Regions from separate parts of the Mus musculus genome. Here region 1 is linked to region 2. A link is a loop called in an ENCODE intact Hi-C map of the cell type or tissue named here. Cell type or tissue: heart. All regions are shown on one strand. Each heading gives the region's core, and the rest is flanking DNA. Links, peaks and the distances in the headings are about the cores only. Region 1 holds the start of Pgam5 (phosphoglycerate mutase family member 5). Region 2 holds the start of Golga3 (golgi autoantigen, golgin subfamily a, 3).

Region 1 (8,332 bases), core at 230-8,229, 93 kb after region 2:
ACATTCACCGTTTTCATAAGGTAGTGGAGGCCAGAACACAGCTCCTTAATCATGTTATACACTGTCATAGCCAGCTTCACTGGGACTTCTCTGACCAGGCTTCACCAGCATTCCCCGAATCACACCGAGGAATGCGTGGTTGCTGGCACTTACCTACAAACAATATAGCGGATGACATTGGCATGGCATATGAAGATCTCATAGCTGTCCTCCTCCTGCCTGGCATCAGCTCGGTGGATGTAGTTCCTGAAGGCAGCTTCAATCCGGGCTCCATCTTCATAATACTGCTAGGAGCAGAGTAAGGAGTTGTCAGTGTGGAAGCAGACAAGGGTAAGGGCAGGCCTTGCCCTAATCCAGTGGCACAAGGGATGGCATTTTTACCACAGCCTCTGGCTTCCAGTGAGAGACAGGTGGATCCGGTTCAATGGGGGCACCTTCCCGTAGCAAGTCTGTGCTGACTCTGGAGACACCTGGAAAAAAGCAGGCCCCTGTTCAGCAAGGTGTCCCAAGAGTGAATCTACACACCCCAAACAGCAGACAACCAGCACTCACCTGGCAGGTGCTTGCTGATGATGTCTGTGGTCTCTACTGCACGGGTCATAGAGGAATGGACAATTTTATTAAACTTTAATCCCAGGCTTGCAAGTCGGAGCCCCGTGAGTTCAGCCTGTTCCCGACCTGGAAGCAAAAACACCTGTGAATGTCATAAACCAGGACCCTCCACTTACTGCATAAACAGTGAAGTGCTATCAAGCGTCACTCAAGATGTTATCCTCATAGACCTAACCAGGGTCAGGGCCCTGGGGAGCAAAGAAACAATCGGTTGTCCTCAACCCCAAGAGAAAATACACCAGATTCAGTTAGCAACGTGAGTAAACTCGACAGCAGTGGAATGTAGGCCTGCCCTATCCTATTTTTATTCAACTATGTTGAAAATCAAGTTCCACTCGGGAATATAATATAGCCCACTGATAGAACTGCCTAACATGCAAAACCCTGGGTTCCATTCCCAATACTGATAAAGAAAGAACAAAATCAAGTCTCAGCATCATGGTAGCCCACTGCCTCATGACAATAGATACAACATAACAACAAAGTGAAGAAAAAAATGAAAACTGAACTGGGCTTGGTGGTGCAGACAGACTTGTACTCCCAACACTCAGGAGGCTGAGGCAGGAGGGTTGCCATGAGTTCAAGGCCTGCCTCAAACTACAAACTGATTCTCAGGGGTCACAAGGAGACAGTGATAGTAAATGCTTTTTCCTTAAATGTGCTTTAGCATATAGCTGAAAACATTCTAAGAAATCATTTTCCTTTTGTTTTGAAAATGAGTTTTTTGCTGGATACAGTAACCTACACCACAGTGGAGACCTGATACCCTGCTTATGCCCAGGGGTCAGAAGCCACAGAACTCCTCAGGTTGGAGAAACAATCTGCTAGAGGAGAATCCTGGAGACATTGTGACCATCCAACTCTTTTTGAGTATTATACAAGTGGGAAATATGCCATCTATCAATAAACTGTTTAAAATGGAACGGCACACCACAATGCTCACCTTCCCACCTACTTGGGAAGCAAGGCAGGGGAATCAGGAACTCAGACTACATAGTGAGAGTCTGGCTGTATCACCACCATGCTGAAAGGTAGGAGGGGGAGGGGGAGCAGAGAGAAGGCCTAGATCCCTGGTTCAGCCTGTAACTAACTTCAAGACCAACCAATGAGTCATACCTAATGGTGTCAGGGTGCGGTCCTTCTCCAGGGAGCCATCCACATGGTACTGGGAATGCCGGATGAGGAAGATGTGCCTTGTGGCCTTGGCCTTATAGTGATCCAGCCTGGATGTCAACTCGTCTTCTCCAGATTCCACATTCCTTTTCTTCAGGTTAATGAGTGACAGTGGCTCTCGCCTAATTGTAAAAGTATGTCTTATCTTATGACCTCTTGTCCAAGACACCTTTCAGTGCTTGGGAAAAGGCCTGGGGGAGAAGCCCAGGCCAGAGAGCCTAGCCTCACAGACTCTTCCCGAAAAGGCTAGGCTCGCTCTGGTTGATACATATATTATTCCTGCATATAACATGAAGCCTCAGGTTCATGTTCCTGGTGAAGACAGGCTGGGTGAAGAGATGGCTCACAGGTTAAAGTGCTTGTTATACAAGCAGGAAGACTAGAGTCCAGAAGCCACATAAATACTGGGTAGGTATAATGGCCCACTTATAATTGCAGCCTCAGAACGTGGAGACGGGACCCCTAGAAGAAGCTGTCTAGTCAGACTACTTGTGTTGCAAGTTCTCGGTTTGACTGAGAGGCCATGCCTTAAACAATAATCCAGAAGTATGATTGAGAAACAATTTCCATAACTACCCCGGGCTTTCCCACAGACCTACACACATGTGATCTCACACACGTGCACATGAGACGGGAAAAAAAAAAAAGGAGAAACCCAATGATGCCTCAAATAAGCAAGCAGTGTCAAGAGATGTGAGAGTGGATAGTTGCACTGCAGCGGAGCCTAGAACTGTACTGTCTGTGTGACTCCAATAGTCTTGGGGCTGTTTCATTCATTTACTACTTCTGCTGGTGATAAGACAGGCCCTCTCAGTGTAGCTCAGGCTGACGTCACAACAATTCTACTTCAGCCTTCCAAGTATGAGGAGTACAAGCGAGCATATACTAACATCCCTAACGTAAGTTAAAAATACTAGGCACAGGACCTTGGCTGTGCTTTCTCACAGTACAAGTCTGGACTCCTCACACTCTGGAAAAGCTGAGGCGGAAGGATCACAAAAGGCCAGGTTGAATAAGTAAGTCTAACTATACTTAGGTCTTTCGTAGCTCAAGATTCCACACTCAATATTCAATCAACCGGGCATCAAAAAATACTCAAAAGTTTGCATCTGAACTAAACAGACCTTTTTGTATGTGATTTTTTTTTAAAACCTCAAGCTATATATTTTAACAACTACTTAGGTAGCAATTTTATTGTACTGAGTGTGATAAATAATCTAGGAATGATTTAAAGTATACAGGAGGATAAGCTAGATGCCTAGGTTATCTGTAAATACTTCATTATCATGAACATCCACAGAGTTTGATATGTTCAGGGATCATGGACCCAATCCCCCACCATACAGAGGGATTACTATAATTAATTTTAAATCAAATAAAAATAGAGCTCTTTTCTAAGTCACACTAAACACACTTTAAGTGTTGAGCAGTCACTGGGGTAGTGGCCATCACAATGTTGAGGACTGTAGTTAGTGGAGTGGACGTAGGAGCCGAAGAAACTGAAGCTACTCAGTTAAATGTAGGAGGCAGGAATAGGACAAGTCAGAGCTGCCCAAATTAACACAATGGTGGAAGAGGAAGGTCTGGAAAGGGTGGTGGTGGCGGCTCAAGCATGATCTGAGCAGGCTAACCTGGGGTGTTAGTCCCATATACAGACCAGGCCAAAGTCTTGCTGCAGCTACAGGGCCGTGTGTGGGGCTGGACCAGACAAAATTTGGAGACGACTGTCAGAGAGGAAGGCATACCAGAAAGAAACCAAGTGGATATGCCCCTTTTAGTCCCTTCCGGCACTTGTTGATCCATCTGTCATGCATCCTTCCCCACCTAACAAGGCCACTGTACCAATCCATCCACGTAAGCAGACACAGCAAGCAAATATGAAACATTTAAAATCAGGTCATTTCTTTTTTCTTTCTTTCTTTTTTTTTTTTTTTTTTTTTTGAGACAAGGTGTTTCTATATAGCCCAGAATTCAGAGTTCTGCCTGCCTCTGACTCCCAGTGCTGGGATTAAAGCTGCATGCCACTCGCTATACATGCCACTGTACCCGGCTTCCATGGGTAACCCAACCCTTGGCTCTACTTCACGCACGGGTTCTCTGGCCTCTGAAGGGATAGCATGCTTGCAGTCCCAATCTTCCCCAAGCTGCAGGAGGAGAATTTGTGAGGCAAACCTGGCTGTCTATCAAGACCCTGACTCTGAGTAAGACTTAATCCTTTGGAATTTCAGGCCCACAGAGGATGGTGGTCCTGGGACAAAGACCTGGTGCACTGTCTCTGAACAAGGACTCTTCGAGTATGGGGTCCGGGCGGTTAGAGGTCCCTCAGAGAGACGGGTGGCCCAGGCGCGAAGACCTTCGGGAGGTGCGCCATCCAGGCACTGCCACCGATTCACACAAACTCAAGACCCACTAGCACGCAGCGTCCCCTTCCCTTCAGAGCACCGATCTCCGCCATCCCGGGATGGAGGTGAGGAAGCAGGGCCGAGCCCAAACCTCCCGTCCCCGCACCTGTCCCAGTTGGTGTCCCAGACGCCGCGCCCGGCTCGCGCTCCTGTCCAGGCCGGCGGCTCGGTCGCGCGCGTGTCTGCATCCCCGCCACCTCGCGGCTTCCCTACCGCGACCGCCGAGAAGAGAACAGCGGCCGAGCCACCGGCCAGACCACAGGCCGCCAGCTGAAGCGCCTGCCGGAAAGCCATGCCGCAAATCGCGCGACCTGACGGCGGGACGCCAGGAGCAGACTTCCGCTTCCGGCTGGTGGAAGTCCCGCCCCTTCCCCCCCCCCCGACGAATCAGGAAACGCGGCCCAGGGCGCCACCTGCCGGTGGTCGCAGGGTAGCAGGCGCAGATGCCTGCCCTTTAGTGGGTGGAAATCAGGCACTGGGGTTTATTTATTTATTTTATTTTATTTTTTTGGTTTTTCGAGACAGGGTTTCTCAGTGTAGCCCTGGCTGTCCTGGAACTCACTCTGTAGACCAGGCTGGCCTCGAACTCAGAAATCTGCCTGCAGGCACTGGGTTTATATGAATTGAAAAACCTCAAGTTTGGCACTTCAATTTGAAGTTTTTATGTTTTCATTTGTAATCTTTAAGTGTATGCATACTCTCAACTTTCACCTCCTGAATTCTTTCCATTTTTTTCCCTAAGAACCTTCTTCATTCAACTATCAACCCTCCATTCCCCACCCCTAGTCCCTGGCACCTACCATCGCGCCTCCAAGTTTTACCGCTCTAGTTGCTTTTGACCAATTGACCGGGTCCTTCTGTGTAGGAAAGGTGTCCACCTGCTCTTCCAGGGCCATTGTACCCAAGGCCTAGGGACTAGACTGGCAGGCCCACGGACTTACAGCTCCAGGCTTGGGCTTTAACTACCAAGCGGCCCAGCACTTGGCAGCTGTTATAATTTTCATCTTTGAGCAACAATGAACAGCAGCAGGCATTTGGTAATATTACTGCTCCTGAATGAACCTCTAACCTCAGACATTCTCAGAACCCTTGGCCTTCCACAATGGCTAAGGCGGTCCTTTGGCTAGACAGCTCCCTAAAAGTCTTAGCAACAGGATCTGTTTTTTCCACAGCCTTCTTTCACCTCAGCTCTCTATTCTCTCTAGCCTCAGCCTTTTGGTGTTCCTAGCTCAGCCTACCCTACTATTGATAAAAATAAATTAAATTTTTTTTACAAAAACCCTCTAAGGCCTGACATACCAAAAAAAAAAAGGATACAGAGGCTGTATTTCACACTGACTGAAACGTGAGTTTCAGTCGGCTTATATATAAAGAGAAAAGGGTGTTATGGCAAGGGTCTTAGCCCCAATCCTGGCAGTCCTTCATGCACGTTTGAATCAATCGCAGGTTTTCTGCAGAGCCACCAAGGGAGAGCCTCCCCCTGGCCTGGATGAGACGATTGCAAGGTCATCAGAGTTCACTACCATGCTGTCTTGCTCAGTGTCGGTGGAGGCTGTCTGGACAGATCATGACTGGAGCAAGTCTTCCACGGAGGTTCTGGTGGCCCATATGACTGCAGAGGTGTCTGCCCAGTGAGCCCCAATATCTAAACTGGCTGCCAGGAGGGCAGTGTGGCTAGTTGTCCTTAAGAGGCTGCTTTCCTGACAGGACCTCAGCCAGGCACCAGAGCAGGACCTGTTAGATGCTTTAATCTTTCACAGGAAGCATCAATAGGGTGTGTGTAACAAAAATCTGTAACAAAATTACAGTATAGTTCTTTTTTTTTTATTTTATTTTGTTTTGTTTTTTTGAGACAGGGTTTCTCTGTGTAGCCCTGGCTGTCCTGGAACTCACTTTGTAGACCAGGCTGGCCTTGAACTCAGAAATCCGCCTGCCTCTGCCTCCCGAGTGCTGGGATCAATGGTGTGCGACACCACGCCCAGCTACAGAATAGTTCTTCTTTAACAGTGCTTCCTTACTGCCTCTTTGTCCCACAGGGATGTAGGTCTCCCTGATTTGTATTCTAGGTACCTTAAATTATTTGGACTCCCACAGTCTGTCCTCTTGGAACTAGGTGTCCTTTTCTGTGTCTTTCTTTCTTTTTCTTTTTCCTTCCTCTGAGATGGGGGTCCCATCATACTGTGTAGACTTGGATGCCTTGGGGCATGCTGTATAGACCAGACTGGCCTCAAACTCATAGAGATCCACCTGCCTCTGTCCCCTGAGTGATGGGGGAAAGGCCCTTGCCACCAAGCCTGGCTTACGTGGCTATTTTGAGCATTAAATTTGTAAACAAATAAATGTGTTGCTTCATCTCAGGAAACTGCTTCTGTTTCTGCACTCCTCTTTATCACTGCAAAGTAAGGGAAAAGGCGTAATGGACAGAATAAGCGGGAGGTACATGCAGAATTGTGACACCGTGTGACAGTGCAGTTGTAAGGACCACTTTATGGGTTTATATATAGATATTGGTAGACTGGGTACACAGGTCATTCGGTAGGGAGCTTGTTTAGCTTATGCAAAGCCCTGAATCCCATCCTCAGTATTGCCTAAATCAGGTATAGTGGAGCACATCTGTAATCCCAACAAATGAGAAGTGAAAATAGGAGATTCACAAGTTCAAGGGCATCCTTGGAGTTCAAGACTAGCCTGGAATACATAAGACCCTGTCTCAAAAAAGAGAGGGTGACTTGGGGGAGAATAGAGAGGTGGTTAAGAGCACTGGCTGCTCTTCCAGAGGTCTCAAGTTTATTTCCAGCACCAGTCTGTGACTCCAGTTCCAGGTGATCCAAAACCCTCTTCTGGCCTCTAAGGGCAGTGGACACACATGGTATACAGACATAATCTCAAGCAGACATAAAACAAAAATAAGTGAAATCTTTTAAAAATAAAGGAACTGTTGGCCATAGTATCTAGAGCTAAATATGAGGGAAAGATTATCGGCTTACCTACCAGAACAGCTCCCCGTTCATATAACCACTTGTAAACACAATGATAATGTCTGAGTGGAGGAGACTAGAAAAGTACATTCTGACTTTCTCTATACGTAGTTGTGTCAACCAATATGTAGGAAATGAGCTAAATGATGTGGGCTGGGATATGCCAGAAATATGAATTCACACCACTTTAAAGCAAAGAAGACAGACATGGTAAAGACATGCTTGTAAGTCCAGGACTTTAGAGGAAGACGAAGACGCAGGATATGGCTGACCATGATGACATACTCCTTTAATGCACATACTCTTGGGTCAAAGGCAGGGGGATCTCTGTGAATTCAAGGCCACCCTAATCTACACAGCAAATTCTAGGCCGGGCAGGATTGCCTAGTGAAAACTTTACTCAAAAAAATTAAAATTCCAATGTAAGACTTTATAAAAATTCCAGGTTACTGTTAACTACACAATGAGTTCAAGGCCAGCCAGGTAGTCCTGGTTACCTGATACCATGGCTCAACCAACCAACCAACCAACCAACAAACACCTGTATATACTTTAGTGACCTCACCATACTGGCCTATCACTGACATTTTGAGGCCACATGCTATGGTGGTAAAGTGTACTAGTGTTTTCAAACCCAACAACGTGAAAAGAAAAAAAAAATAGACATCAGAGACTACACCTGGACACCTGAATTTGGTTCCGCATTCGTGAAATGCAAAGAACAGCATTGTTATAGCATCAAGTGCTGCTGACTCACAAAGGACTTGGAAAATTGCTAGCAAAGAAATCCCTCAGCAAATGTTATCATGGCTGATCTCTAGAACTGGGGGTGGGGGGTCAGGGGGTGTCTAACGATGGGAGTTTTACTGCATTTCCCAGGCTGGCCCTGAGCACCTAAGCTCCAGCTATCCTCCTACCTCCATGTCCCAAGCAGTTAGGACTGCAGCTGCTGGTCTCCAGACCTGTGTATGGGATCCAGATCTCTATCACAAGCAGGCAAGGTGGACAGACTAGAATGTGTCAAGCTAGGGCTATGTTGTAAATTGTGTAACTGGTATCAATCATGGGCTCGGTTATTTTCGTCAGTGTCCTAAGCTGAGGGCCAGTATAGGAACAATGTCTACACACCCATATCCACACCAGCATCTGAATGACCAACTCTTAAAA
Region 2 (8,332 bases), core at 51-8,050:
AACCCTGTCTCAAAAAAAAAGAAAGAAAGAAAGAAAGAAAGAAAGAAAGAAAGAAAGAAAGAAAGAAAGAAAGAAAGAAAGAAAGAAAGAAAGAAAAAAGCATAATGTCCAAGAGTCACCTCAGAGGGGCTGAAGGGATTCCACAGAATTTCTGATGAACACATGGCAGAAAGAACATGTCCGGCTCTAGCATAAGGGAGCTTTGAGCCCTGGCGAACATTCCTGGGTAGAATTTGAGCAGGTTTGTGGGACCCAGGCAGTTCTTTATAGCTTCCTTTCTCTAGATTCCCCATTAGTGACTTGTTGGTATGTGAGATAAGAAAGGGCTTATTTTGGTTTCTAGTTGGAAAGTTTAGTCCATGGTTGTGGGAAAGGCATGTGAAGCTGCAAGTGACCCGTCACATTGACTCTGCAGTCAGAAAGCAGAGAGAAATGAACGCTGTGGCTCCCCCTTCTCTGTATTCTGTTCCTGTTGAGGATCCAGCCCAGGGGTGGTGCAGCCTACACTTTGGGTTGTTCTCCTCAGTTAAACAACCTCAGACACACCCAGACCTGTGTCTCCTAGGTGACCTCAAATCCAGTCAAGCCGATAATGAAGTTGAACCACTCTGCCCAAAAAAGCCAATAATCTGGAGTTGCCTTGCTGCCTGTTATCACCTGTAGGGTGTGCAGGGTTCCTCACAGAATTGACACAGCCTGTTTTCTCTGTAGCTCTTGATCCTTGTGGTCAGCTTGGCCTGCATCTCTGCCTTGCCAGTTGTTGTGTCATTCCTTTTGCTATCAGAAGGACCCCTTCCTGCCCCTGTACGATTCCAAGCACAAGCCAGAAAAGGGTCATGGGGGTGCTCAAGGAACCAGGCTGCCCCCAGTACAACTTCATTAGGCCAGACACCCAATGACAACTGAGAAAACTGGCTTAAAACAAAGGAGCCCCTACTTCCAATTACAAAACGCTGATTCAATCTTCAGTCTTACTCATCTTAGTTACTTGATACTGTAGGTGAGGGGTGATAGGGAATGGTCAGACCAGTATTGTAGCAGGCTTCCCTACCCTGGAACTGGTGTTTGTCTCAAAGACAGCTAACTCAGAGGTGTAGCTGGGAGTTCAAAGTGGGTTTCTGCTAGTTGAGGGGACCCTGCTGACAGCTTACCCTGCGTTGGTCTGGCAGCCTAAGAGAGAGTGGTAACCAGGATGGCCTCACATGGCTCTAGTGGGGCCCAGGTAACAGACCCATAAAGTTGCCACCAGAAGCTCAGAAGTAGGAAACTGAAACTTAGTAAAAAGAACACCAGCCGGGCGTGGTGGCGCATGCCTTTAGTCCCAGCCCTCCGGAGGCAGAGGCAGGCGAATTTCTGAGTTCGAGGCCAGCCTGGTCTACAAAGTGAGTTCCAGGACAGCCAGGGCTACACAGAGAAACCTTGTCTCGAAAAATCAAAAAACAAACAAAACAAAACAAAAAACCACAGAAGTCCAGTGTGGACCCAACTCCAAGTGGGGGTTGATGGAGGAACCCCTGAGGGTTCTCTGGCTTCGTCTTTTCTCTGGCTCCCCTCAAATTTTGTATGCACACCAGTTAATGTTTATACACTGTCAGGGCTGTATAAATGGGCTGGGTTTCTCCTCAAGAAATGAGAATTCCTCAAGCTAGGCCCATAAAGTAGGAGAGGCCAGTCTTACAGACTCAACAGATATACTTAGCCACATGAAGTAAGCTCAGGTGATCTATAGCAGGACTACCTCCTGCTCCTGAGCACTTTGGACCATTAAACAGACATTAGTGTAAATGTCACAGAACATATAGCCCCGTAGCTTATATTAAAGTCAAAGGGAATAAACACTGGGACTTAAAACACTTCCTAGTCTACTGTTACCACGGGCCTTTTCACCCGGCGCTCAAGTTCCCCAAAATCACAACTGAGACTGAGTTATATATGAATAAATGCCTAGACCAAAAGCTTGGACCTGTTCCCCAACTAACTCATAACTTAACCCATTTGTTCTATTCCAAGTCCTGTGACATGGCTTGTTTATCTCTCCTCAGGGTTCATGAGACAATCATCAAGAGTTCCAGGAAAATTTCTCCCAAGCCTTAGACTCTCTTCCAGATCCTCTCTCTTTACAGGAACTTCCACCTCCCTATTTCCTGCCTAAGCTCATAGGCTATCAATCTTTTATTGACAGGTGAAGCTTCCGTACACTGCACAAAAGATTGTCCTCTCTGAGAGTAACAGACTCCAGAAGCTCCCTGAAGTATGCAATATCCTTATGCCTGTGACTGGATAGTGTATGACTTGTCTTTCTGACATCTCAAAGTTTCTTGAAACTCCAAAGTAGATGCTGTCACACCACCCACACATACCATGAAAGCCCGCCTTCATGGTCTTCAGCATCTCAGAAAATTTTATGACCTTGTGACTCGGGTCAAAACCCAGGCATCATCCTTCTTCTCTCGAAGAGCAACTGCATTCTACGTGACAAGAATGAGCTCTGTTCCCACAGCCAGAGTTTGTGCCTGAGCCAGTACTTAACTCTGATCACTGTAGCCTTTGACATCTTTGAAAGATCTGCCTTTCCATTGTCACAGACCCTATGTGGCCATTCTCTAGGCTCACACCGATCTCCCCTCCTCGTGCTACTCGTATTTAACACTCTCCTAGATCTTCATCATGCTCAAACCTCTCGGGCAGGTTTGAAGCATCTTTCCACAGCTATGTTTTCTTTAGAAATTGACTCAGATTGATGAGATGTCTCTACATTTTTTTTAAAAAATTATTATTGTGTATGTATGTGATATGTGTAAATATATATGGTGAGTGTATTAAAGTGCACACGTTGAGATTAGAGGCCAACTTGTAGAGTTGGTTCACTTCTTCCACCACTATATAAGCTTCAAATTGCCAGTCTTATGCTGCAAGTGACCTTGCTTGCTGAGCCACTCACCAGGTTCAGAGAGGTCCTTTCTCAATAATCCATAAGATTGCAGAATGTCTACCCACCTGTCTCTTTATTCAGCTCTGACATCATCTACTCTCTTGTATGTCTGTTTTTTACTATTTCCCTCCAAGAAGTAAGTTTCCTGAAAGCAGACAGCATCTGGCAAAGTCCTTGGCACACAACAGTCCTCAGTAGATACAGCAGGTTCCCCCATCAACCCCTGGACATATAAAGCTGGGACCCTGTCAGTCCTTTTGTCTACCTCAAGACCCTTCAAATTTGTTCATTGACTGATGAGCAGAAACAAAAGGGAAATATCCAAACAATAGGATATTAGCAATAAGAACGAAGCACTAAAAGATGTACAACATGGATACAATTTGAAAAAGAACTCAAAGCTATACAGTATATGAACCCTATTGGTATGAAATGTACAGGCAAGGACACTCAGAAACAGAAATAATGATAAAATCGTAAACAGGAGCAAACTTTACAGCATGTAAATTATATCTTTGTAAAGCTTTGGTCATTTTTATTTGGGGTTGGAAATGTAGCTTGGAGGTGGGGAGGTTACTAGACATGTTCAAGGCCCAGGATACAATCTCGAGCACTGAAAACAAAATGTATACTTAGCATTTTCCCCATGTAGCAGTGGCAATAGTTTAATATTGTGTTGTGAGAACTTCCTCTCCTTTCCTATCTTCACATACTAGAGACTGAACCCAAGAGTTCTGAACTACACCGCAGACGTCTTTTTACCTTTTAAGACAAGTCCCACTTTATAGTCCAGTCAGTCCTCGAGCTTGTGATACTTGTCAGACTTCCTCGTGGCTGGCAATGCAGTCGCGTGGCGCAGTGTCCGGCCATGTATAACACTGGCAATAATACAAACAAGACTGACAAACACTTAGGAACAAGTTGTCAGAACTGTGGTGGAGGCGGTGTCTGGCGGGGAAGCCACGCCCCGGGGGCGTGGCCACGTGGATCGTCATACCCACCAGTCAGAAGGCCGCGAGGGGCGGGAGCGTGGCGAGTCCAACGTCACTACCACCGGAAGCGTTTTTCTTTTTTTGGGGGGGGGGGGAGGGTTGTCCTGATTTCGTCTCTTAGGCTGGAAGTTGTTCCTCTGAAGGGAAGGCACACAAAATTTTAAGTCCACTTTCTGAAGGATATCTCAATCTGTCCGGAGATCCATACCAACCCCAATTTGAAAGTGGCTACTGGCCGCTGAGGGCAGCCTCTCTTCCGGAACGAAGACCTCGCGGACCGTTTGTTTCCGGGGGGTTGCCCGAGACTGGTACCCTGTTGCGCCCCGCCCCTTGCACAGCCACGTCCTACCGGAGCCGCAGGGTTGGGCCGGAACCGGTGAGGGTTTTGGGGGCTATTACTGAGGAGGGTCGGGACCTTGTGGCAGAGGACCGTGGAGGAACTGTTGGGGCAACCCTGGCCGCGCCCAGAGAGGCGTACAGGGGCAAGGCGGATGCAGAGTCCGGTGAGGGTCGCGCAGACTTTGGGTCAGCCGCGGTCAGCTCAAGTCAGTTTTTGCTTTTACTCCGTGGGGTTGGAAACCTGCCTCGCAGCTGGGTTGTCAGTAAATGCAGAGACTGCTTCTGCACCCACGGAATGCGGTCTGCCCTGAGAGCGTTGCTACTGCTGCTTGGTTGGGTCAGCGTGTTTGAAGTCTGCTCCTTTTGCAGTTGATGACGAACGTGACATGGTGGCAAGTCGTACAGTGCGTGGGGGACTTAGGTTGTTTTGATTCTGGTGCTCAGAGGTGTTTGCTGAACATGGTCAGTGGAGTCAGTGACCAGAGAGAGCTAGGCGAACAGCTTACCACCTTCCCACGGGCGCTTACTGAATGTTTATAGAAAAAGAGGCCCTGTTTGTAAAAGGTCCCAGGATACAGTAGTGTTTTGGTCTCTGTTTTCATCACTTTCTGGTGGAGGTATACTGACAACTCAAAACAGTTGAGAGGATTAGGTTTGTGCAACCTTCGGAAGAGTTTACCTTTGAGTCAAGACAGGCCTCCATGACAAGAATCGTTTGTGCAAAATTATTGAGAGGAATGTCTCAAGAAAAGTGAACAAGAAGTGTAGAGACCCTATGGAGAGTCAGTTGTACTTCTGGATGCATGATATAGCCAGATAATGAAAAAAGACACAGCATGTGAGGGGTACAGACATAAGTAGGAACCCAATTAAAGTGGTCTCCGGTCGAGGCTAAGAAGTTTGTATTTTATTGTCAGTAGGACACTGTAAACCATTTACAAATGCCGCCTGACTTTTATAGTCCGTTAATGACTCAGATACAGTGTACCTTGAATGGAAAGAAAAGGAAAAGCCTGGATAGGGTGGCACATGTCTGTTATACCAGCTCTTGGGAAGTCAAGACAGGAAGACCTCAGCCAGCTTGAGGCCCATGCTACATAGCAATATTCTGTCTAAAAAATCCAAAAGCAGATCGGAAAGACTTCTGAGTGGTTGAATGTTATAGAGTCTGATGACCTGAGTTCCCTGGGAGCCCTGTGGTGGAAGGAAAGCATCCACTCTTCAGTTGTCCTCTGCCCTCCACACAACTGTGCGTATGAACACAGACACAAATCTGGAAAATCTTGTTTCTTCCCTATTTCTTATAAAAGAAAGGAAACAGAAGAAATGAAAGTTGCTCAGATTTAAAAATAGCTGGGTTTTGGCCAATTGCTTTAAGTAGTGTTTTTTTTTTTTCTCTCTCAAGTGAGAATATAACTGCAATTTGGCTCTTTCAACAGCTGTTGAAAGGAGAATTAATTACACTTGTTTAGCAGAGACCCTATATCTTATTGTAGTCAATCCTAGCAAAATTTTTGTATTTATTTTCTCTGTGTTTTGTTTTGTTTTGTTTTTCGAGACAGGGTTTCTCTGTATAGCCCTGGCTGTCCTGGAACTCACTCTGTAGACCAGGCTGGCCTCGAACTCAGAAATCCACCTGCCTCTGCCTCCCGAGTGCTGGGATTAAAGGCGTGATCCACCATGCCCGGCTTTATTTTCTCTGTGTTTTTATTGATGAGGAAATAAGCTAAGAGTGGCTCAGAAATCTACCTAACAAGGTCTTACAGCCAAATGGAAAAACAGGATTTGAGGCAAACGTGTTTAACTCAAAGCATGTGAATTATGTCCTTGCTGTACCTGAGGCTGGCCTTTGGTTTTCACTTACATAGAATGCTGTTTGCTGTTGTTCAATAGTGCAGCACCAACCAGACATCTTCAGGAAGCCAGCCCTGTTTTATCTTTGCCTGTGCGTCCTGTCTAGTTGATGATAACCTCAGTAATGGGGTAGCTGTTGTTTGTGGATCCTGTTTGTGAACTGCTGGGAAAGCTGGAAGCCTGTTGCACCTTAGATGGTCTCTTAATGCAAAATCTGGGTGAACTGCTAAAGTTAGGTATATCTTGGGAATTCCTCAGTGATAGCTTTGCTTTGCCATCCAGAAATGGGAGGAAAAATGGTTAAAAATAAAACTATAAACTGCGTGAAGTGGTACATGACTATAAGGCTAGCATTCAGAGGTGGAAGCAGGAGAGTCACCATGAGTTGGAGACTATCCTGGGCCATATATTGAGCCTTAAATCCCAACCCAAAACAAACAGATTGAGCTGGCAGAGATGGCTCAGTCACAAAAGTGCTTGTGAGACTTGATTTTGATCATTCGCCAAAGCTCATGTAAGAAAGTGAGGCATGATAGTGTACACTTGTAACTTCAACACTGGGGAGGTGAAAACACTCAGATCTCTGGGGCTTACTGGCCAGCCAGCGTATTCCTAGTGATGAATTCCAGGTCAGAAAGCTACTGTCTTGAAAAACAACATGAATGGCACCTAAAGATGTGCAAATGCATACACACAAACAGAGCCAAATTGACCAAACAAAAGAAAAAGATAACAATAATGAAAATGATCTGTTTTAAAAAAAAAATCACAAATGTGGTGTGTATTACCAAAAACAGGGTGTGTGTGTGTCCACACCCCCATGCTAGCTGTCTCATCTTCCTTGGTGTCTAGAAATTTGCCTTTGTCAGCAGACTGAGGTAATGAGACCCTGTATGGTTGAATCATGCCTACCCAAATTCAAAGAAGACTGAGGTTAGACAGTAAATGCCAGTTTACTGCAGTTCAGGAAGGACTGCTGTCAGAAGCCTAACTCCTGGCACAGTCCAGAAATTTCATCTGTAGATTGACTTCAGGAGGAGCTAGCTGATTGTGATCAGGAGCCATCTGGGTGAATTAAGCAGAGGCAGTTGTAGCTGGGGAGTCCTCTGTTCTGGAGGGCTGTACCATTCCATCCATCTCTGAAAGGAGGAAGGACTGCTTAGGAATCAGATGTCTTGCTCAGCACAAACTCAGAGTAAGGGGAATTAAGAGGCGAATATGCCGTGGTCTCTAGCTTCTAACAACCTGATGCATTTGTCAGCAAATTTAAATCAGTGGAACTTGAGTATTCTTGGCTAATGTTTGTCTCATAACAGTCTAAGTTATGTGCATTGGCACTGCCTCTAAGGCACATTATCTCTGGGACTCTTTGCCTGCACACCTTTTGTGTTTATCCTATACTAGACCTGTAAGTCATTGGCTAAGTTGATAGGCTAAGCTGAATTTATTCTTGGTGAGTTCCTTCATTCATAGGTAATCATCAGTCACAGAGGACAGATGGAGTCAGAGGCCATGTGTCTGCAGTGACAGGTGTCAGCGTGCTAGCCCTCCTAAAGAGTCAGCATCACCCCTTGCTAGTGAGCACCATCCTCTCAGGCTCCTCAGGCTTCTCACCTCTAATTTCTCGTTGTGAGGGTTTTGGTTCTTTTTTTTTTTTTTTTTTGAGTCAGGGTCTTTGTAGCCTAGGCTTGCTTGTAACTCACTGTGTAGGTGAGATTGGCTTCAGACTCTGAGATCCACCTGACTCTGTTTCCTGAGTGCTAGAATTAAAAGCATGTTCCACTGCACCCAGCTTCAGCATGACTTATAAGCTCAGGATGTGGGTTATTTTGCCATGAAACATGTTAAGCATAGAACAGAAAGAATAATATGGAGCTTATTCTGAAAAATAGCATAGATAACACTATTCCTACAGTGTGCTTGGAAGGTTATATTTAAGTCTGACCATTTGATAAGGAGATAAGTTAGCAATACCATCAGTACACTTCAGTGTTAATAACTGTCAGACTCATGAAATTTCTTAAACTTAATCCACCATAGTGACTACTGGTCTTGCTAATAGGGAAAGGTGGATGGTTACCTGCTGTGAGATGCTTTCTCTGCCCACTTTCTTTTTTTTTGGTTTTTCGAGACAGGGTTTCTCTGTATAGCCCTGGCTGTCCCGGAGCTCACTTTGTAGACCAGGCTGGCCTCGAACTCAGAAATCCACCTGCCT

Evidence for each region. Peaks named below come from ENCODE experiments on the same cell type or tissue, not always from the same donor. Only the 100,000 strongest peaks of a DNase experiment are listed, where the experiment ranks them.
Region 1: it touches region 2 in a loop (2.3-fold over the local background); 2 of 42 quality-filtered maps call a loop at or near these places.

The regions. Positions count from the first base shown.
Region 1 is chr5:110,265,359-110,273,690 of GRCm38, forward strand. Pgam5 (phosphoglycerate mutase family member 5) reads right to left here and starts at 4,541. Exons shown (of 6, transcript NM_001163538.1): 1 at 4,294-4,541; 2 at 1,729-1,907; 3 at 553-678; 4 at 382-470; 5 at 154-287. The coding sequence starts at 4,481. In heart, for the core only: a CTCF peak has its summit at 4,622 (motif pointing left); a DNase peak (open chromatin) is centred at 4,513; H3K4me3 peaks cover 1,754 bases; H3K27ac peaks cover 925 bases.
Region 2 is chr5:110,172,623-110,180,954 of GRCm38, forward strand. Golga3 (golgi autoantigen, golgin subfamily a, 3) reads left to right here and starts at 4,235. Exons shown (of 24, transcript NM_001347389.2): 1 at 4,235-4,300. It overlaps Gm15787 (predicted gene 15787), which reads right to left and starts at 3,882. Exons shown (of 3, transcript NR_040431.1): 1 at 3,695-3,882. In heart, for the core only: no CTCF peak of the experiment used is centred there; DNase peaks (open chromatin) are centred at 3,949 and 4,279; H3K4me3 peaks cover 2,160 bases; H3K27ac peaks cover 1,267 bases.